Regions from separate parts of the Homo sapiens genome. Here region 1 is linked to region 2. The links are chromatin contacts, found by POLR2A ChIA-PET in ENCODE. All regions are on one chromosome and are shown on one strand. Each heading gives the region's core, a stretch centred on a gene start or an enhancer-like site at or near the end of the contact. The rest is flanking DNA. Distances are from core to core; before and after follow the strand shown.

The links. ChIA-PET counts read pairs that join two places held with the same protein, here RNA polymerase II (POLR2A).
Region 1: POLR2A ChIA-PET joins it to region 2 with 11 read pairs in RWPE1. The contact joins the enhancer-like site here to the promoter of ZNF789 in region 2. POLR2A ChIA-PET finds 5 or more read pairs at or near these places in 4 of 52 experiments (HCT116, MCF 10A, PC-9 and 1 more).

What each region holds. Positions count from the first base shown.
Region 1 is chr7:99,739,269-99,742,099 of GRCh38, reverse strand. No RefSeq gene overlaps it. Among named protein-coding and RNA genes, the nearest start is that of CYP3A7-CYP3A51P, 5.5 kb to the right of the region's middle. RefSeq lists enhancers at 639-657, 1,982-2,000, 1,840-2,352. Within about 2 kb of position 1,444, at least 2 of the 41 ENCODE cell types and tissues checked have a DNase peak (open chromatin) inside an H3K27ac peak, as active enhancers do.
Region 2 is chr7:99,471,159-99,474,316 of GRCh38, reverse strand. ZNF789 (zinc finger protein 789) reads right to left here and starts at 1,427. Exons shown (of 5, transcript NM_213603.3): 1 at 1,261-1,427. RefSeq lists enhancers at 1,138-1,427, 1,718-1,807, 2,028-2,187.

The DNA of each region.
Region 1 (2,831 bases), core at 195-2,694, 270 kb before region 2:
CCTCCTCATTGTTAGGCTCCTAGGCAACCCTTTCTCATTTCTGGTAGGCCCAGGAACCTGTGGGTTTTATGTTTGTTTGTTTGTTTGTTTGTTTGTTTTTTGAGTTGGAGTCCTGCTTTGTCTCCCAGGCTGGGGTTGGAGTGCAATGGCCTGATCTCGGCCCACTGCAACCTCCACCTCCTGGGTTCAAGTGATTCTCCTGCCTCAGCCTTCTGTGTAGCTGGGATTACAGGCATCCACCACCACTCCTGGCTAATTTTTGTATTTTTAGTAGAGACGGGGTTTTACAATATAGGCCATTGTGATCTCTTGGACAGGCTAGTCTCAAATTCCTGACCTCATGATCTGCCTGCCTCAGCCTCCCAAAGTGCTGAGATTACAGTTTTGTGCCTCCACACACAGTGAATCTGTGGTTTTTAAAAGCTCCTCATGCATGTGAATTCTGTGAGCATCCCGGGATGACAGCCACTGTGTGTCCAGCTGTTAAAACTGTGAGAAAGCACCAGCGGGACCCTCTCCAGCATTTGCTTGCTGTGGTCATGAAAGAGGCTTGTTGGGGAGATGATGCCCTGGTTGACTCCTGAAGGATGGTTAGGAATGCACCAGATGGAAGCTGGGTTGGACCCAGTCTATGCTAAAGAACAGCTTGTGTGGACACAAGGAGACACGAACACATCATTTTTGCAGAGCCTGGGGAGTAGCCAATCGCACCATTTGCTTAAAACACCGTGTACAGTTGGAGAAGTGGACTGAGACAGGCTGAAGAAGCTAACAGTGGCCAGATGAGAAAGGGTCTTGTGTTACTTCCTAGATATACTTAGATTTTATCCTGTGAGTGATAGGAACAGTTGCAGGGACTGAAGCCAAGGAAGCATGCTTTAAGATTCCATGTTTTTTGAGATGCTGTCTGGTGGCTGAGTAGGGAATTCCCTGGATAAGTACTGCCCAGGGTAGGCAAAAGAAGCTAGGAGGTTACTGAAATAAGGAGTATGAGAAATGGTGTAGGTTTTGCTGATGTTTTGTAACACATCTCATGACAATCTTCATTTCCTTCACCAATTTCCTGTTTCATTAATTCCCTTCCACGTGCTCTTCTGAAATTTGCCTCATATTCTTTGATTTCTCTTTTACATGTTGGTTTCATCACCTTTTACTTTTTGCTTTCCTGGAAACACAAATGATTCTGATTGTGACATGTCAGAATTATTTGCAACATTCCCCTTTCTGCTGAAACATGAGCTCACTGAATACACAATTTAGTAAAGTGTAGGATGCACATGTTGTTTTCATGGTCATAACCAGCTCTGTAGCATTTTATAACTACACTGGCAGTGTGCTGGGAGGTGTAGAGAGAAATATTTATCTCATGTGTGGCTGACACAACCTGCCAAGTTGTTTTAGGAGCCTTCTTGGAATCCCAGCAAGAACACCACTGATGCAATTTGAAATCACAATGTCCTGCTCCATGCCCTGGCTTCATGGCTTAGTCACGTCTGAAGTCTATTTCTAACTATCTGTTTCCACATCTATAAAGCATGAGTTAAATCATCCTAATACTACTCATCTTACAAAGTTTTCTTGCTGATATTAGGAGAGTTGGGAAAGAACTGTATAAATTATGAAGTGCCATGGAGATGTTGGTGGTTACTTTATCAAGAAATAGACACTCCAGAATAGAGTAGAAAGAAAACAGTTATGATTAAGTCCTCCTCCTCTTCTTTTTTTTTAATTTACAAAGAAAGGTTTAATTGAGTCACAGTTCCATATGGTTGGGGAGGCTCAGAAAACTTGCAATCATGGCAGTTGGCAAAGTGGAAGAAGGCACCTTCTTCACAAGGTGGCAGGAGAGAGAGAGCTCCTCTTCTTTTTTGTTGTAAAGTCTACAGAAGTGCATATACTTCAGGGCAAGGGCAGGCAGGGAGAAGAAAGGACATTGCTTCACCCCAGTCCTCACTGACAAGTTTGCTTTGGGACTTCATTTTGTCCCAGCATATGGGACAGAGCTCTGGCCACTACCCATTCAGAAGGCCTGAGCTGCATTGCTAGTTCCCCACTAACTCTGTGTGTCCTTGGGCAAGGCTGGGCTTATGTCAAAAGATTATGACCCTGGGCTCTCCAGCTACAGAATCTACATATGAATCCTGGCTCTGCTAGAGCAATTAGTGACGTAACCTTGGATGGGTCAGTTAACCTTCCTGTGGCTTAGTTTGCTCATCTGTAAAATAGGGATCATAACAACATCAATACCATGGGTTGTTAGACAGATTGAATCAGTTAATGCAGGGTAAATACTTAGCATGACACGTATTCACTATCATTTCCTTGAGTAAAAGCTGAGTGTGAGTGGGTGTGAGAATGTGTGAAACCCTTTCACTGCAATCTCAGTTAAGAAACCCATCCATAATTTAAAGTTCAGGGCCTAAATGGGTGGTTATCTTCTCCCAGTTGCATCCTATCCCACCTTTGCTCTTCTCCTGCCTGTAGGAGCTGTTGGTCTTTGATTGGGCTGGAAGACCTGGTGGACCCTAAGTGATCTATAAGAGAATGAGAATAGAGGACAGGGAATGTCTTCAAAACTCCTAGAGGGACACAGAGGCTGAGAGGCAGGCAGTCCTGCAGGGGTCTTCTGATTGGGACAAGGAGGACCTTGGTCTTCATAGGCCAATTCTGGTCAATTTCCCCCATGGACAGATGAGGAAACAGATCCAGGAATATCCAAGGTCTCACACTTCCCATCTGTCAAGTCTTGTTGATTCTGTTGTATTCATGTCTTTCAAAGAGAGAGAGAGTTTAAGGAAAGAAAGAAGGATCAACTGTGTCTGATATCACTG
Region 2 (3,158 bases), core at 178-2,677:
GGCTCGTAAACTTTCTTAAAACCTTATGAAATTGTTTTGCGATTTTTTTTTAGCTCATGAGCTATTTTTAGTGTTTGTGTATTTTATGTGTAGTCCAAGACAATTCTTCTTCCAATGTGGCCCAGGGAAGCCAAGAGATTGGACACCCCTGCACTATATTTACTGAATGTGTTTGTGAAGGCTGTGCATCTGAATGTCAGACTTGCTAATGAAAAATTAAATGGAGTCCATGTTTTGGGTACGGCCCTAGGCCAACCACCCACAGCCATGTAAGGCATTTAAAATACATTGATTTCTCCCTTGAGTTCAGGAGTTGGAGACTGCAATGAGCTATGATGGCACCACTACACTCCACCCTGGGTGACAGAGCAAGACCCTGTCTCTCTTAAAAACAACAGGCCGGGCGTGGTGGCTCACACCTGTAAATCCCAGCACTTTGGGAGGCCGAGGCGGGCGGATCATGAGGTCAGGAGTTCAAGACCAGCCTGGCCAACATAGTGAAACCCAGTCTCCACTAAAAATACAAAAATTAGCCGGGCATGGTGGCGCGTGCCTGTAGTCCCCGCTACTCGAGAGGCTGAGGCAGGAGAATCGCTTGAACCCGGGAGTTGGAGGTTGCAGTGAGTCGAGATTGGCCCATTGTACTCCAAACTGGGCAACAGAGTAACACTTCGTCTCAAACACAACAGCAACAACAATTCCTTATTTCCCTGAAAAGTGTGCGCTGACCAGGAAAGAAGCTTTTTTCTCGTCCGCATGATAAACTGAACCAATCAGCTACAGATGCGAGGCTGATCCAGCTCGACTTACCCTAGAAGGAATGCAAGTTGATAATGGCCAATTACAATCAAGATCACTGCACTTCCTCATTTAGCTTTCCAAGCTGCCATTGGAACAATTTGCCAGCTGTTCCTCTGCATGCACAATAAACTCTTAAAACTTTAACTGGAGGGGACTGTTAACTTTTGACAAAATCCAAAATGCCGCTTCACAATCACGTGAACACCTTCCACTAACAACCACGGCTCATCTCCCACTCTAACAAAACCAAGTCCAGGCGTTCACCATCCATTCATTCTTCGGACTTTGCTCCTCTCGCTGCCGAAGACTTGACACCGCCAAAAATACTCAAAAGCTGGTGCCACAGGCCCCGAGAGCCGCCGCACAAACCCGGAGCGTCCCCTGCGAGCCGGGGGTGTGCGCAGTGGCCTACCCCCCGCACCCACGCCCCCCACAACACTCGTTTCCTTCTCCCCAAACCTGCTGACGGCTCCGAATCTCCGCCAAGCCGCCTCCACCAGGGGCTGGGCTCTCCTCTCGGGGTTCCCGGGCCTGACCCGAGGTCTGTCTGGTCCGCGCCCCTCGGCGAATCACCCCTTACCGGAGGAACAGACACAACCACTCTGGCAGCCTCAGAGCCTCTCGCTGGCTCCACCTGCGCGCGCCGAGCGAAGCGTCCCAGCCAGCGGCCCCTCTAGGACCGCGGAGGCTTCACGACTCTCTTGTCAGACAAAGAGAGTGGCGCCCGCGCGAGTGGGCCCGAACCAATCAACGGCCGCCCTCCCCGCCCAGGCCAATCAACGGCCGGAGACAGCACCGAGAGAGTCACGTGATGGACAGGGCCCCGCCCCTCCTGTTTAATCGTAACATAATTTAGAATTATTCTATGATTCAAGAGCGACACAATTCGTTTCTTTGGCTGTGTGTTTGTGGAGGGGAGTAAGGTTATCAGATAAAAGAAGAAAAATGGGCCAGGCGCGGTGGCTTACGCCTGTAATCCCAGCACTTTGGGAGGCAGAGGCCGGCGGATCAGGTCAAGAGATTTAGATCATCCTGGCCAACATGGTGAAACCCCTTCTCTACTAAAAATACAAAAAAATTGCCGGGCGCGGTGGCTCACGCCTGTAATCCCAGCACTCTGGGAGGCCGAGGCGGGTGGATCACCTGAGGTCGGGAGTTCGATACCAGCCTGACCAACAATGGAGAAACCCGTCTCTACTAAAAATACAAATAAAATTAGCCGGGCATGGTGGTGCCTGCCTGTAACCCCGGCTACTCGGGAGGCTGAGGCAGGAGAAGCGCTTGAACCCGGGAGGCGGAGGTTGCGGTGAGCCGAGATTGCGCCACCGCACTCCAGCCTGGGTGACAGAGCGAGACTCCGTCTCAAAAAAAAAAAAAAAAAAAAAAAAATTAGCTGGGCATGGTGGCGGCGTGCCTGTAGTGCCAGCTACTCGGGAGGCTGAGGCAGGAGAATCACTTGAACTCGGGAGGCGGAGCTTGCAGTGAGCCGAGATCCCACCACTGCACTCCAGACTGGCGACAGAGCGAGACTCTGTCTCAAAAAAAAAAAAAAGAATATTAGATCTTAATTAAAAGGATAATTGTGTGGCTTATGTAAATTACCCCCAAAATACAGTTTTAATGTGAGTAAGGGGTTAATTTTTTTTCTTTTTTTTTTGAGACAGTCTCGCTCTCGCCCAGGCTGGAGTGCAGTGGCGCGATCTCGGCTCACTGCAAGCTCCGCCTCCCGGGTTCACGCCATTCTCCTGCGTCAGCCTCCTGAGTAGCTGGGACTACAGGCGCCCGCTACCACTCCCGGCTAATTTTTTTTGTGTGTGTGTTTTTAGTAGAGACGGGGTTTCACCATTTTGGCCAGGCTGGTCTCGAACTCCTGACCTCAAGTGATCCGCCTGCCTTGGCCTCCCAAGTTTTGTTTGTTTTTTATTTCTTCTAAACAAAACAAAACAAACAGGATACACGTGCAGAACGTGCAGGTTTGTTACATGTGCCATGGTGGTTTGCTGCACCTATTGACCCATCCTCTAAGTTCCCTCCCCTTACCCCCGACTCCCCAAAAGGCCCAGGTGTGTGTTGTTCCCCTCTCTGTGTCCATGCGTTCTCAATATTCAATTCCCACTTATGAATGAGAACATGCTGTGTTTGGTTTTCTGTTCCTGTGTTAGTTTGCTGAGGCTGATGGCCACCAGCTTCATCCATGTCCCTGCAAAGGACAGGATCTCATTCCTTTTTGTGGCTGCTTAGTATTCCATGGTGTATTTGTACCACATTTTCTTTATCCAGTCTACCACTGATGGGCATTTGGGTTGGTTCCATGTCTTTGCTATTGTAAATAGTGTTGCAATAAACATATGTGTGTT